Regions from separate parts of the Homo sapiens genome. Here region 1 is linked to region 2. The links are chromatin loops, found by intact Hi-C in ENCODE. Cell type or tissue: mammary epithelial cell. All regions are shown on one strand.

The links. Peaks named below come from ENCODE experiments on the same cell type or tissue, not always from the same donor. Only the 100,000 strongest peaks of a DNase experiment are listed, where the experiment ranks them.
Region 1: it touches region 2 in a loop (13-fold over the local background); 2 of 110 quality-filtered maps call a loop at or near these places.

The regions. Positions count from the first base shown.
Region 1 is chr6:38,401,639-38,409,638 of GRCh38, reverse strand. All of the region lies in intron 6 of BTBD9 (BTB domain containing 9), which reads left to right. Among named protein-coding and RNA genes, the nearest start is that of BTBD9-AS1, 76 kb to the left of the region's middle. In mammary epithelial cell, no CTCF peak of the experiment used is centred here; a DNase peak (open chromatin) is centred at 4,498; H3K27ac peaks cover 1,361 bases.
Region 2 is chr6:38,333,383-38,341,382 of GRCh38, reverse strand. The region is part of intron 7 of BTBD9 (BTB domain containing 9); the gene reads left to right. Among named protein-coding and RNA genes, the nearest start is that of BTBD9-AS1, 140 kb to the left of the region's middle. In mammary epithelial cell, a CTCF peak has its summit at 3,121; a DNase peak (open chromatin) is centred at 3,112.

The DNA of each region.
Region 1 (8,000 bases), 68 kb before region 2:
GTTAGCCAGGATGGTCTCAATCTCCTGACCTGGTGATCTGCCCACCTCGGCCTCCCAAAGTGCTGGAATTACAGGCGTGAGCCACCATGCTCAGCCAGATCACATATTTTAGAGATAGCCTTTTCAAGAAATTCTTAATCAGTAAACAGGAGTTTATGAACATCTGTTTTCCTGAATTTTAGAAATATAGATTAAAAATAAGTATTTAAAAAACAACTACAGGGTACTCTATCTTACATCTTTTCTCCCATTTCAAAACTAATGAACACTTATTAAGCCCTTATAGAATATCTCAGAAAAGTATGCTGATTAAGCTTGCTTAAGGAATTAAGTTAATTCACATTATGTTGTAGGCCACCAATTATTTGTCTTGGGTTTTGTTTTGTTTTGAGATGGAGTCTGTCTCTGTCACCCAGGCTGGAGTGCAGTGATGTGATGTCAGCTCACTGCAACCTCCACCTCCCTAGTTCAAGCGATTCTCCTGCCTCCGCCTCCCAAGTACCTGGGATCACAGGCACCTGCCATCATGCCTGGCTAGTTTTTGTATTTTTAGTGAAGACAGGGTTTCACCATGTTGGCCTGGCTGGGCTCGAACTCCTGGCCTCAAGTGATCCACCTGCCTCGGCCTCCCAAAGTGCTGGGATGACAGGCATGAGTCACTGCGCCTGTCCACCAATTATTTCTCTTTGGTCTTTTTCTATAGCACTGGTACCTGAAGTAGTACCTAAGCATTAGAATTTCGTATCATTTTCCTTTGGATACTTCCTTTGGGCTCTGTGTTTCCTGAGAATGGACTGAGTGAGGGAGGGATGGTAGAAATGCTACTGCTTTTAGCCTTAGTTTTTCGGACAAAGAGGGGTAAAGACAAAATTAATTTGGAAGCCTGTTGTTGGTAAGACTTAGGAAATAATAAAAGATGTTCCCTCTTTGCATATATTCTTTTTTTGTTGATTCTACACAGCAACTGTTTACTTTGGAGTATTTATAGTTTGTATGTTCAGTGGTTTTTCAGGGATTTTTCTTGTTAAGCCAACATGCAAATATAGTGACCTTAACAACTATATCTCATGATGTAAGGCTAAGGTGTCAATGTGGCAGTCTTGGAATTATTTCAACCCGAGCAAAGGAAAAACAAACATTGGTGGGTTCATCCCCTATCCAGATCACAAAGCTTTGGATTCTTTTTGGATTCTCTTCAATGTATTTAACCTTTAAGCATTAGAATAGTAGGCAAAGGAAGTAAGAGAATATGAGAACTGTTTTTTTGGTTTTGTTTTGTTTTGTTTAGAGACAGGGTCTTGCTCTGTTGCTGGAGTGCAGTGTCACGATTATAGCTCACTGCAGACTTGAACTCCTGGGCTCAAGTGATCCCCCTGCCTCAGCCTCCCAAGAAACTGGGACTGCAGGTGCATGTCACTACACCTAACTAATTTTTCTATTTTCTTTTGAGATGGGGGTCTCACTGTGTTGCCCAGGCTGGTCTCGAACTCCTGGCCTCATGTGATCCTCTTGCCTCGGCCTCTCAAAGTGCTGAGATTACAGGCATGAGCCACCACGCTTTGCCAGTGCCATGATTTTAAATCGTGTCCTTCAAGTGTTAGTAAGTAAAGTGGCCTAATTTTAGGTTATGTATCAGCTGTTTCATTGGGATTCCTTTTTTAGGAAAAATAAATTATCTCCAAAAAGAAAGCAAAAACAGCTTTCCTTTGATCTGATTATACATCAGAGTTGTTCCATTGAGGACCTTGAATGCAGGGATTCTTGAATTTATCTGGATGGAAAGGCAAGCATGATGGATTTTGTTAGTCTTCTAATTGAATCCAGTTTTGATAATTATTTCCATTGCTACTTCAGGATTTACAATTGATCATCTTTATAGTCATGAACATAGGAAAACATTGTGAAAATACCCATGGAAAATGAAATAGTTTTTGGTTTTTGTTGAAAGCAGTCACTTAGCTGATTTTGTCCTGCATATTTCCCCACATTTAACTTTACCCAACTTAGCTCCCTTTTTCCAAGTTAGAACTGAAGTCTAGCACATTGGGAAAATGACTTTTATTAAATGCATGACTAGAATTCTTCAAAACCCCAGCTAGACTCTGCAAGGGGCTGCTGCAGGTTGCACACAGGAAGAACTGTGGCTGGTCTGCTTCTCGTCCTGATCCGGGCATAGCCAGGCTGGTACACAGGCATACTGGATAAGTAATTGGTCTTAAATATAACATTGCAAAGAACTAGAACTCAAAAGTGATTCCCTACTGAAAGAACTTCCTCTTTTATTGCTCTGAAATGATCTTTCAATTTGGCCTCATTCTGAAAGTTGCCATTTGAATTGGACTGGGAACAAAAGTTAGAATTTATTGAAAACAACTCATTGCTTAATCTCTGGCAATTTTATTTTATATGTGATCAACAGATGTGTTGCAAGTCGGATTCAAAAGGAAAATAAAAGTTTAAACAGTTAAGATGTCATCAAATACTTTTCCAAACCTGTAGGAAAATAAAATTAAAATCTATTTGAGAAATACTCAGGTGCAACATACATTTTTATTCTGCTTTCTTCTTGTTCACTCCCATTTCTGCCTCCCATTCTCCTTACAAAAGACAGCCAGGTAGTGGAAACAGAACAAGGAATTTGAACTCTGACTTCACTTCCAGACCTGGTTCTGCTACTTACCATGTGAATCCTGCTCAGACTGGTCATTGAGCTTCCTTGAGCATGGTGATAATCATAGCCAGGCATAGTGGCACTCGCTTATAGTCCCAGCTACTCAGGAGGCTGAGGCAGGAGGATTGCTAGAGCCCAGGAGTTTGAGGCGGCAGTGCACTGTGGTCGTGTCTGTGAATAGGCACTGCACTCCAGCCTGGGCAGCAAAGTGTGATCCCCATTAAAATATCATAATAAGAAAGTACTTTGTCCTACCTTCCTCACCAAGGTGATTATTGATTTCAGATGACACGATACCTGTAGAAATTTAGTTTCCCCAATGTGATTCTTCTTATTAAGATTGCATATCCAGGACTAGTCTTTTAATCTTCTAACATTGTTTTTGAGAGTAAGAGTATCAGAAAATTATTTTTCCAATTCTTCTAGTACTACCACTGGGAATTGGGAATGCCAACTCCTTACTGTAAATGAAAATGTATTCCCTAATCTAAGAGGTCTTTTCCAAGTACCAATTCTGACAAGAAATTTAATGGAATGGTAATGTATGTATATTCCTCTACAGTGTGATGTGGGGCTTGCTTCAACTTGCTGATAGTCAGTAGAATTTGGAGATTAAAAAAACACACACACAATCAATTCTCGGGCTTTAGATCAAAATCTCAACAGCACTTAGAGCTTGGCAAAGAATTTTGCCTTTGGCCTATGCTGATGCTCCTTATGGTTACTCTTTTCTGGGACTCTAAAATGTTAGATTTGTGTAGGAGCCAAAGATTTATAAGAAGGTGCTAGGTCCCTGTCCTACAGAGTTGTGAAGAATTTCTTTCCTTATCTTCCCTTGCCTTTTACCTAAAGACCTATGAATGTGTGTTGGATCTAAGCTCAGGTTTTGGGTTGAGAGGCCTAAAGTTGAGCCCACTTGAATAGTAGCTTACCAATACATGTCTCTGCTGACGTCATAGCTCATTAACATCCTGTCCACTGTTGTTGATTTCTGAAGCACCCACATTTCACTGCCCCTCCCCCAGCATCTTCACAAAGCTTTTATTCCCCCAAAGACATTTTCAAAATTTCATTTGTAACTGTTGTGCACAGCTGACATGGAGAATTATTCTAGGTGCTGAATTGTTTATCACTAGAATATTTAGACCAACACTAGAAGATCTGCGATCAGTATGGAAACTCAAATAGGCTTTATGGCTGCTTTCCTGAGTCCATTGACTTCTATTTATTTGGGAATATTTAGTATTAAAAAGTTATAGAACAAATATGGATAAAATAATTTGAAGGTTTTGCCATCACAAAACCTTATATCATTTGCACTGAGAATGTAACACTAGCTGGGTGTTATTGTTTGTTTTTTTTTTTAACAACAGAACCAATAAAATGATTAATATGTGTTTTTGCAGGAGCTTATTTCTCATTATAGCTTCAGTATTGGAGGAGAGATTAAATTTCTGAATATGAATCTGATTTTTCAGACTTCCAACTTCCTATAAGTTTTTATGTGCTGATGCAGAGTTGCTGCTTTCAGGTCATAGCAATTTAGCTTTTCTAGAAGCTATTCTTTTTCTAAGTGACTGGCAGGAATCATTACTCTCTATGGCAAGAAACCAGAAGTTGGCAGGAGCCCTACAATGACTGTCCAATTTTTTTTTTAACTGTTTTGCCAGTTTCCAGATTTTCTTCCCTTGTCTTATAGGGTATCAGGTTCAAAGCGAGTGATACACATGTAGTCACAGACCTGCCCAGGCCAGGTATGAGGGATCAGGCCCTTCCTCAGATAGATTGTCTATTTAGCATTCTGGATAGAAGCCAGAGATCATGGTACATTCCTAGAATTGCACAACTCAAAGCTACAACCATCAGGCAAGTTTTGTATTTGTTCCTGAAACTCTTACATTGTTACTTTGATTTCTTCTGATTGTTTAGAGGTATGAATCAGACAAGATCGTTTCATAACGATTGACAATAAGCACTGAAAGCCTCAGTGATGACAGTAATATTTCCTACCTCAGCCTCTTCCCAGTATGAATTTTACAACACTGAAAAGGGCTAGGGCTCTAACCTGAAGAGATTTCTGAATTTGTCTCTTTTCTGACAGAATTAATTGAAGTAGAAAGTATTTCAAGTGCGGGCCACTCTGGAACTGAGCTCTACCTTTTTACCTGGAGTGAAACCATCCTAATTTTATCCTCTGCTGGCCAGGGTCAATTTGATAATAACAAGCCCAGAATGAAACACATCAGTTTATCCCTTATCTGCAGTAACAACTAGAAATGCTTTTGCTTGTTTGAACTTTGCCCTCCCTAGAATCTTGATATTTGTTTTGAATTTGGTTTTTGGCAGAATGAGATCCCATGCATGCCAGGCAGGCTCAGGGATGAAGAGTTAGTAGTTTGGGGTTTTGTTTTTTTTTATTGACTTGCTCTGGGCGGAAGCTTTCACTTTTCAAATGTGTGATTCTTCTATTGTCCTAGCTGTGCTGTCGGTAATGAATGCATCCTCTGTTTTGGAACTGTGCCAGATAAGATGCAAATTTGTCTATTCTACTTCTGTATCAAGTAAGGTTACCTAACTGGGTCTACTACTGTTTGAAGATATTAAAGACTCACAAAATCATGCTATGGTAAATGAAGAGTACTTGTTCTCTAAGTCTGCTGAGGAAAGAAAATGGGCTAGTGTGCTAAAGGAATGGATTTATATTAGCGGCTTATTTTGGAATTTTAAAAATTGAGATATAGTTAATATGCCATAAATTCACCATTTTAAGGTGTACAATTAAGTGGTCTTTAGTGTATTCAGAAGGTTGTGCATCCATCACCACTAACATTTTTTATCACCCTAAAAAGAAACTCAGTATCCATAAGCAGTCACTTCCCAATCCCTTCTCTCCCCATCCCCTGGCCACCACTAATCTGCTTTATGTCTTTATGGATTTGTGTATTCTGGACATTTCATGTAAATGGAATCATACAATATGTGGCCTTTTGTGTCTGGCTTCTTTTACTTCATATAATTCTCTCAAGGTTCATCTGTGTTATAGCATATATCAGTACTTCATTTCTATTTATGGCTGAATAATGTTCCATTGTATGAATATACAGTATTTTACTTATCCATTCATCAGTTGATGGATATTTGGGCCATTTTAGTCTTTTGGCTGCTGTGAATAATGCTGCTATACACATTTATGTACATGTTCTTGTATGGACATATGTTTTCAGATCCCTTGAGTATATAACTAGGAGTAGAATTGCTGGGTCATATGGAAATTCTGTCTTTAACTTTTTGACGATCTGCCAGACTGTTTTCCATAGAAACTGTACCATTTTACATTCCGGCTAGTAGTATGAAATGGTTCTAATTTCTCAACATTCTCATCAACACTCATTGTCATTATCAGACATTTTTGATTATAGCCATCCTTGTGGGTATATCAGTTGTGGTTTTCATTTGCATTTACCTGATGGCTAATAACATTGAGTGTCTTTTCATATGCTTATTGGGGATTTACAGGGTTTTATTTGGAAAACGTCTTATCCAGATTCTTTATGCCTTTTTAAATTGAGTTGGTTTTTGTTTATATGCCCATTGTTTAATTGGATTTTTTAAAATTGTTGAGTTTTAAGATATACATATGTATATAATTACCAGAACCCTATCAGATATATGATTTAATTTTGTGGGGAAATATTGTCTCTCCTTTTGTGGGTTGTCTTTTTGCTTTCTTGATAATGTCCTTTGAAGCACAAAAGTTTTAAATTTTGATGAAGTCCAATTTATTTTTTCTTTGGTTGCTTGTGATTTAGGTTTTCCTTTCCTTTTCTTCTCTTCTCTTCTTTTCTTTTTTCTTTCCTTCTTCTCCCCTCCCTTCCCCTCCCCTTCCCTCCCCTCTCCTCTCTTTGGACAGGGTTTCACTCTATCACCCAGGCTGGAGTGCAATGATAGCTCACTGCAGCCTCTGTGTCCCAGGCTTAAGCAATTCTCCCACCTTAACCAGCTGAGTAGCTGGGATGACAGGTGCACACCACCAAAGTCCAGCTAATTTTTTTTTCTAATTTTAGTGGAGATGGAGTCTCACTATGGTGCCCACTCTGGTCTCGAACTCCTGAGCTCAAGCAATCCTCCCTCCTTGGCCTTCCAAAGTGCAGGTATTATAGGCATGAGCCACCAAGTCTTGCTGATTTAGGTTTCATTGCTAAGAAATTGTTGCCTAATCTAAGGTTATGATAACATACACCTCTATTTTCTTCTAAAAGTATTATAGTTTTGACTCTTATGTTTAGGTCTTTGATCCATTTTTAGTTACTTTTTATATACAGTGTGAGGCAAGAGTCTAAATTCATTCTTTTGTATTGGACATCCAGTTGTCCCAGGCACATTTTCCCCTTTGAATTGTCTTGGCAGCCTTGTCAAAAATCAGTTGGCCATAGATGTATGGGTTTATTTCTGTGCTCTCAATTTTATTCTGTTGGTTTATATGTCTACCCTTATGCCAGTGTTACACTATCTTGATTACTGTGGTCTGTCATAAGTTTTAAAATCAGGAAATGTGATTCTTCTAACTCTTTTGGGGATGGGGGATTGTTTTGGCTATTCTGGGTTCTTTCCATATGAATTTTAGGATCAGGTTGTCAATTTCTACAAATAAGTGTGTTGGGATTTTGAAAAGGATTGCATTGAATCTATGGATCGCTTTGAGAAGTATCGTCACCTTAACATATTAAATCTTTTAATCCATGAACACAGAATGTCTTTCCATTTATTTAGGACTTTTAAAATTTCTTTCAACAATACTTTATAGTTTTCAATGTACTAGTCTTGCATATTTGCTAAATATATTTTAAATATTTTATTCTTTTTGATGCTATTGTAAATGAAATTGTTTTCTTAATTTTATTTTCATTTTTTCATTGTTCATTTATAGAAATACAATTGATTTTGTGTATTGATTATATTAGCAATTTTAAAGAACATCTTCTGGTTATAATTTCAAATATATTGGAACCAATATAGAAAGCCACTTGTAGTCTTCCTTAGGATTCTTTTAAAGAGTAGAGTATGTATAGTTAACATTTGTTGAACACTTACTAGGTGTCAGGCATTAAGCTGCTATGTATGTTACAATGAATTATTCTCATTTAATGCTAACTTTTGTCTTCATTTTACAATGAAGAATCCTTGTCCATAGTCCTACGATAAATCAGTGGCAGAGCTGGAACTTGAACCCAGGTCACTCACTCCAAAGCCTGTTTTCTTAACCATTTGACTATACATACTGCCTTTTTGTGAATAATTCATAATAGCTCTATCCTGGAACCTAGACAAT
Region 2 (8,000 bases):
GACATTTTATCATTTCACCTATAAATACTTTATTATACACATCTAAAAGTAAGGCCTCCTTATTGTAGCCATAAACACAATACCGTCATACTACCCTAAAACTGAACAGTAATTCCTTAAGAGCATTAAATATGCAGTCAGTGTTCCAATTTCCCTAATTGTTTCAAAGTCTGGAGTGAGAATGTGTTTTTATAGGTTGAGTAAATCAGAACTCAGTTAAGGTCCATATTAGGCAAATAGCTGTTGTGATTCTTTAATCTCTTTAAATCTATATGTTCTCTTCTATTTATCTGTCTATCTTTGTCTGTTTTTCTCTAATTATTTATTTGTTAAGAAACTAGGCTTTTCTCGTATAGAGTGTCTACCAGTCTGGATTTTGGCCATTGAATTTCCGTGGTAACATTTAGCATGTTTATCTGTTGCATTTCTTGTAACTTGGTAGTTAGATAGAGCCTTAATCAGATTCAACTATTATTTTTTGGTAATAATGCTCCATAGGTAGTGTTGTGTGTATCTATCCAGAAGCAGAGAAAACCTCTAGTTGTCTCTCTGTTTTGGATGTTCACATCCATTGATGATTATTTCCTGGGTTCATTATTTCGTAATTTTGGATTGCAAATGGTTATTTTCCAAATACGTCATTCCTTCTTCATTTAGTCCCTAGAAAGAGAAAATTTTCCTCAACACTCATTTAGTAACCCTGAGATACAATTCGCTCAGGAAAAGAAGGATAAATGTTACATTCTTCACCAGTTTTCAAAATAAAGAGGTGGTTCCCTAGCATCCTTCAAGGGTGACAAAGGTTTGTTTGTGGGATTTGTTAGGGGGAGGTAAGTACATACATTTTGAGTTTGTGGGAATAAACACGATTGAAATCTTTTAATCACTTGCAGTTATTAGTAATGATATTCAAATCATTGTATCTTTAGTCTCTTCAAATTGGTTTTTGAGTCCTTTTGATAAGACTTTAGTAGTCCTTGATAGTTCCGTGCTTTCTGGCATAACAAGATGTACTAGGTTTATTTTGTACATTTCCTGCCCTTGATCTAGAATCAGCCATTCCTTCCTGAAGGCTTGATACCGTATAGAGGAAAATGACATTTGGAAACCTCAGTGTAGATACTGTAGATGATCTTTGCTACTGTGTTTGCTGCTATTTCTAGACCTTCAGTAGACAGAACTAGGAAATACGTGCACATACACTTAATTATTTATATGACATATATTTAGCAGATGAAATATATCATGAGTATATGCTGACACTTCTAATTCACATTCAAGATTTTTGTTTAAGCTTTTGATCTTTCTTTCATCTCTTTTTCCTCATAGGTAAAATCTTGGTTATCAGTGATACAGTACAATATTCATTTGCTCTATCCCCAATACATACATAACAGCTATGAACCATATGATTACCGAAATGAGTTTTAAGATTTTTGTTACTGATTTTTAGGTCCTTCTGTCTCTAGAAATATACAGTAAAATGACTATGTTTTGAAGTCACTTGCAACGATTCTCTGTGTAGTTATGCCACTATTTCAGTATACAATTAGGTTCATCTGTTCCATTTTGCTTTCAATATTTAGGGATTGCCTTTAAAAGACTTTTGTTTCCTAACTATGTGAAATACTTACATTGTTCCAAAATCAAACCTGCAAAAGAGCTATATTCAGAGAAATGAAGCTTCTATTCCTGCCCTCTCTACCTCTGTAAGTAATCTCTTTTTTTCCTCCTTTAGTTTGTTGTTGTTGTTATCCTTCCATTTAAAAGTGGGAAAATATATTTATTTCTGAATTTATATTTTGTATCCTCCCAACGTCTTTAAATAATTGGTAGCACACTATATACCATACATATTATATATTTTTTACCTTACTGTGCTTCTTTTTCTTTTATTTTCTTTTTCTTTTTCTTGAGACAGGGTCTTGCTCTATTGCCCAGGCTGTTCTAGAACTTCTGGGCTCTAGGCATCCTCTTGAGTAGCAAACAGGACTGTAGGCACATACCACCACACTTGGTTTCACCTTGCTTTTCTGTACAACACTTATTTTGGAGCTAGCTATAGAGAAAGATATTATTTGTTTCTTTTTATAGCTGCATGGTCCTCATTAGTATAGATATACCATCGTTTATTTAACTGATGTTAAATAAACAGTTTTCTATTGATGAACCGTTTGGGTTGTTTTCAATCTTCCACTACTACAAATAGTGCTATTGCCTTGTGTATAAGTCTTTTCCTATTTTTGCCAATATATCTTTGGGATAGATTTCTAGAGAAGGGATTGTATGATCAAAGAGTAAATGCACATAGAATTTTCCTGGATATTGCCAAATTCACTTTCACAGGGATTATAACATTTTTAAATTCTCCCTGGTATTGTATGATAAAGACTGTTTCCCCACAGCCTTGCCAGCAGAGCATGTTGTCAAACTTCTGGACTTTAGCCAGTTCGATAGGTGAGAAATGGTATCTCAGTGCAATTTTAACTGCATTTCTCTTAGGAGAGAAATTGAGCATCTTTTCATATGTTTAAGGGCCATTTGCATTCCCTTTTTTCTTTTTTAAATGGCTCTTCTCTTCTTATGAGTCTTCTAGGTGAATAGAGAATATGCTTTTAGTAAGACTTGGGGGAGCAGTAAACACTTTACACTGAGATTAGAGTGTGGCATTCAGCATTACAGAAGTCTGGTTGTGCTTCCTAAGGTCTCCTGGTTCTCCTGGAAAATAGAAGTTCTCATATGTCCCTCTCATCCTTGTCCCTGGTTCTACCTCTCTGCTTGAGAGATAATAACTAGGGCATAGAGCTCTAGGTTCAAAATTATGGTTTCTTTAACCCTTTCAAAGAATAGGAATAAGATTCTATTATCAGCTTTAGGCCGTTAAAGTGTTACTTTTGTGTCTTACCAGCATGGATCCAGGAAGACTGGTAACTTTTTGTTCTGTACAGTAGACCCCCTTATCTGTGGTTTTGCTTTCCGTGGTTTCATTTACCTGTAGTCAACTGTGGTCCAAAAATATTAAATGGAAAATCCCAGATATAAACAATTCATAAGTTTTAAACTGCATGCCATTCCTGGTAGCATGATGAAATCTTGTGCCATCCCACTCTGCTCCACCAGGGATGTGAATCATCTGTTTGTCCAGTGTATCCATGCTGTATATGCTAGCTGCCTGTTACTGTGTAGTGAAAAACATAGTGTATATTGAGTTTGGTACTACATGAAGTTTCAGACATCCACTGGGCATCTTGGAACATATCCCCTGCAGATAAGGGGGGACTACTGGGATTGGATCTAGGGCAACCAAAATCAGCAGCAGAAGCACAAGAACTCTGTTGCTGAAGCTGTCGGTACACTTACTACTGCTGCCACCACTGGAACTGTGCTATCTGAACAGAAACACCGGAGTCCATATTCACCTGCTGCTACCTTCAGTACCACCGGAAACAAATAGACAAGAACATGTCTTTTTCCTTCCTCCTATATTTCAGTCTTCCACCAGTCTCTTCTGTTGGCAGAACAAAAAAACAGGCTGGTAAGGGGAGTCTGGGAAACCGTAGTTTTCAAAGGTTTAGCCTCTGAGATCCAGTGTAGGACAAGGGAAGGAATAGAGCTGAAAGAAAACAGATTCCTGGCACAAAGACCGGAAGACAGGCACTGTAAAGGGGGCTCCTTCCAACAGGAAACTTACCATCTGATTCAAAGTAGCCGGACAGTCACATTGGCAAGGTATGGAAATAAGTGGAGTGGAGAACAACAGACAAAGGCATAAACAGGTGTGGAGAAAGGTTAAGTATTGATTTGGGCTGCAAAGGAACTGAACGTATCTCTTGCCTAGTAAGATAAGGCTTCATGAAGAATGGTATTTTGAGCTAGGCCTTGGAAAATTCAGTAAATATTAAGGAGCATTACAGAAGTGCTAATTTACATAGCAATAATACCGTTTCCCTCAGAGGAGCTGAAGATAGTAAATAGAAATAGGTTGTCTATGGTTACTACTGTCATTTAAAACTATTTTGAGATTGTAACAGTATGTTTAGAATGCTGTAAAATTTTTGGGAAAGTAAACAGAGTTGGAAATCTGGGCTGTTAAGGGTTTTTGGCATCCAGTGACCTAGACGTATAACACAACTTCTGTGCTTCACAACTGTGTTTAGTAAAGTGAATGTCCTCTGGAGCAGAAACAGAGATTTGGGTGTGAGGAAGTTCAGTAGCAGATGAAGGTGTTAGAATGTGGCAAAGAAGCAAACTTCCTGGCTTGGCAGAGGGGCCTTAAGGGCCTTAATGCAGATAGTTTCCTACAGTGGCACTAGTGAGTCTGAACTAGTCTAGACCAGGAGGCTGTGCTTTTCCAAGTCCTATTTCTCTAACCAGATATTAAGGCTGGTTCTGCTTGTCAGTAAAGCTTAACTTCTTTAGCTACTGTAAATTTCTTGGCATTAAGCAGACATTTATTAAGAGGCTGCTGAGTGTATCTTAGACACAGGGGAGAGAAAGACACATGGGTGTAGTTTCTGCCTTGAAGGATCTTAAGAGCTAATAGAGAAGAAAGACACTTAAACAGAAGGTGACAACTCAGTAAAATAAGTCATGTATCGGGAAGTTTCAGCAGATGCTGTAGGAACACTGAACAGGGGGCACTAACCAGAGCTGGGGTACTGGTATCAGGAAGACCTCCTAGTGGAGGGTATAAATTGGGTCAGGGATATGGTTTGGCGGTATCCCCATCCAAATCTCATCTTGAATTGTAGTTCCCATAATCCCACATGTTGTGGGAGGGACCCGGTGGGAGGTAATTGAATCATGGGGGCAGTTACCCCCATGCTGTTCTTGTGATAGTGAGTGAGTTCTCACAAGAGCTAATGGTTTTATAAGGGGACTTCCCCCTTTTTTCGGCACTTCTCCCTCCTTCTGCCATGTGAAGAAGGTGCCTTTCTTCTCCTTCCCCTTCTGCCATGGTTATAAGTTTCCCGAGGCCTTCCCAGCCATGCAGAACTATGAGTCAATTAAACCTCTTTTCTTTACTAAATTACTCAGTCTCGGGTATTTCTTCATAGCAGCATGAGAATGGAATAATACAGTCAGTCCTTAAGGAAGGGAAGAGTGGGGAAGCTCAGGAGAGATTCACACAAAATGGTCAGTGTGTGCAAAAGCTTATTTCCGACCCACTCCACAGGCAGAGCCCCTTCTAGTGGACCACCTTGCACCTGATGGAGGAATTGGAGTAGAAGTTACAGTGAGCTGTAGCCTTTCACTTTTCCCTTCTAGGGTTCTCAGCTTAGTATGTGGTCAGTGTGTACATATGTGTATTAGTCCATTTTCACACTGCTATAGAGAACTACCTGGAGGCCGGGTGCGGTAGCTCACACCTGTAATCACAGCAGTTTGGGAGGCTGAGGTTTGGTGGATCACCTGAGGTCAGTAGTTTGAGACCAGCCTGGCCAACATGGTGAAAACCTATCTCTACAAAAAAATACAAAAATTAGCCAGGTGTGGTGGCGGGCACCTGTAATCCCAGCTACTCGGGAGGCTAAGGCAGGAGAATCGCTTGAATCCGGAAAGCAAAGGTTGCGGTGAGCCAAGATTGTGCCACTGCACTCCAGCCTGGGCAACAGAGTGAGACTCCATCTCAAAAAAATAAATAAATAAATTAGCTGGGCATGGTGGCGCACGCCTGTAGTCTCAGCTACTCGGGAGGCTGAGGCAGGAGAATCGCTTGAACCTGAGAGGCAGAGGTTGCAGTGAGTCGAGATCATGCTGCTGCACTCCAGCCTTGGCAACAGAGCAAGACTCCCTCTCAAAAAAACTAAAAAAAAAAGAACTACCTGGAGGCTGGGCACAGTGGCTCACGCCTGTAATCTCAGCAGTTTGGGAAGCTAAAGCAGGCGGATTGCTTGAGGTCAGGAGTTCAAGACCAGCCTGGCCAACATGGCAAAACCCTGTCTCTACTAAAAATACAAAAATTAACCAGGTTTGGTGGTGCACGCCTGTAGCTCCAGCTACTCAGGAGGCTGAGCCATGAGAATCCTTTGAACCCAGGAGGCGGAGGTTGCAGTGAGCTCAGATTGCACTGCTGCACTCCGGTCTGGCCAACAGAGTGAGACTCTGTCTCAAAAAAAAAAAAAAAATTTAAAATTAAAATAAAATAAAAGAACTACTTGGGACTAGATAATTTATAAAGAAAAAAGGTTTAATTGATTCACAGTTGTGCATGGCTGGGGAGAGGCCTCAGGAAACTTACATTCATGGCAGAAGGCAAAGGAGAAACAAGGCACACCTTACATGGCAGCAGGAGAGAGAGGGAGAGAGCAAGGAAGTGCCACACTTTTAAACCATCAGATATCAGGAGAACTCACTCACTATAATGAGAACAGCATGGGGAAATTCCACCCTCATGATCCAGTCACCTCCCACCAGGTCCCTCCCTCAACACGTGGGGATTACAATTCAAGATGAGATTTGGGTGGGGACACAAAGCCAAACCATATCAATATGTATCTTATTATCCTTTCCATTTTTTTTTAAGAATAAAGATTGCCGGGAAAAAAATTTTTACTGCTCTTGTTTTATAGGATTTACTTTATTTTACAGGATTGAATTTTTGGGCTCTACTTATGTATTCCCTTATTATTATAAGGATGGATACATATAGTAGTATGGATGTGTGTGTCTAGGTAAATGTAAATGCGTACAGCTTGTTTTTGTTTTGTTTTGTTTTGTTTTGTTTTATTTTATTTTATTATTTTATTTATTTTATGTTATGTTATGTTATGTTATGTTATGTTATGTTATGTTATGTTATGTTATTATTTTTGAGATGGAGTCTCGCTCTGTCACCCAGGCTGGAGTGCAGTGGTGCAACCACTACAACCTCCGCTGACTACAACCTCCGCCTCCTGGGTTCAAGTGATTCTCTTGCCTCAGCCTCCCGAGTAGCTGAGATTACAGGTGTGCACCACCACGCCTGGCTAATTTTTGTATTTTTAGTAGAGACAGTTTCACCATGTTGGCCAGGCCTGTCTCGAACTTCTGACCACAAGTGATCCTCCCACCTTGGCCTCCCAAAGTGCCGGGATTACAGGCATGAGCCACCATGCCCAGCTGTTAAATATAAGTTCTAGTTTCAGATAATCTCTGTGTTCATGCATATGAGCATATGCTTTTAGAAGCAGCCAGGACATATCTTGAATGCATTGTTGTTTAGAAATGTCTTCCTCCAGATACCCTAACTCATCTCTCTCAAATTTGAAGTTCAACACATCCCTAGAGCAGGGGGCACAGTGCTGCCAGTCTCTTTGTTAAAGCATAGCAAAAGTGACCTTTACTCCAGTTCCCAATAAGTTCCTCATCTGCATCTGAGACCCCCTCAGCCTGGACTTCACTGTCACATCACTATCAGCATTTTGGTCACAACAATTTAACAAGTCTAAGAACTTCTAAGCCTTCCCTCATCTTCCTGTCTTCTTCTGAGCCCTCCAGGCTGTTCCAGTTCTACCTATTACCCAGTTCCAAAGTTGCTTCCACATTTTCAGGTATCGTTGTAGCAATGGCACACTTCTCTGGTACACGTTTCCTGTGTTAGTCCACTTTCACACTGCTATAAAGACATAACTGAGACTGGGTAATTTATAAAGAAAAGAGGTTTAATTGGCTCATGGTTTTGTGGGCTGTACGGGCTTCTGCTTCTGCAGAGGCTTCACGAAACTTACAGTCATGGCAAAAGGCGAAGGGAAAACAGGCACTTATTTACATGGCCAGCAGGAGAGAGAGAGAAAGAGTGAAGGAAGAGGTGCTACACACTTTCAGACAACCAGATCTTGTGAGAACTGTATCATGAAAACAGCAAAGGGGAGGTCTGACCCCATGATTCAGTCACCTCCCACCAGGCCCCGCCTCCAACACTGGGAGTTACGATTTGACATGAGATTTGGGTGGGGAAACAGATTGAAACCATATCATACATGTATCTAAGTTTTTACCAGAAGAGTGAAAATACTGCA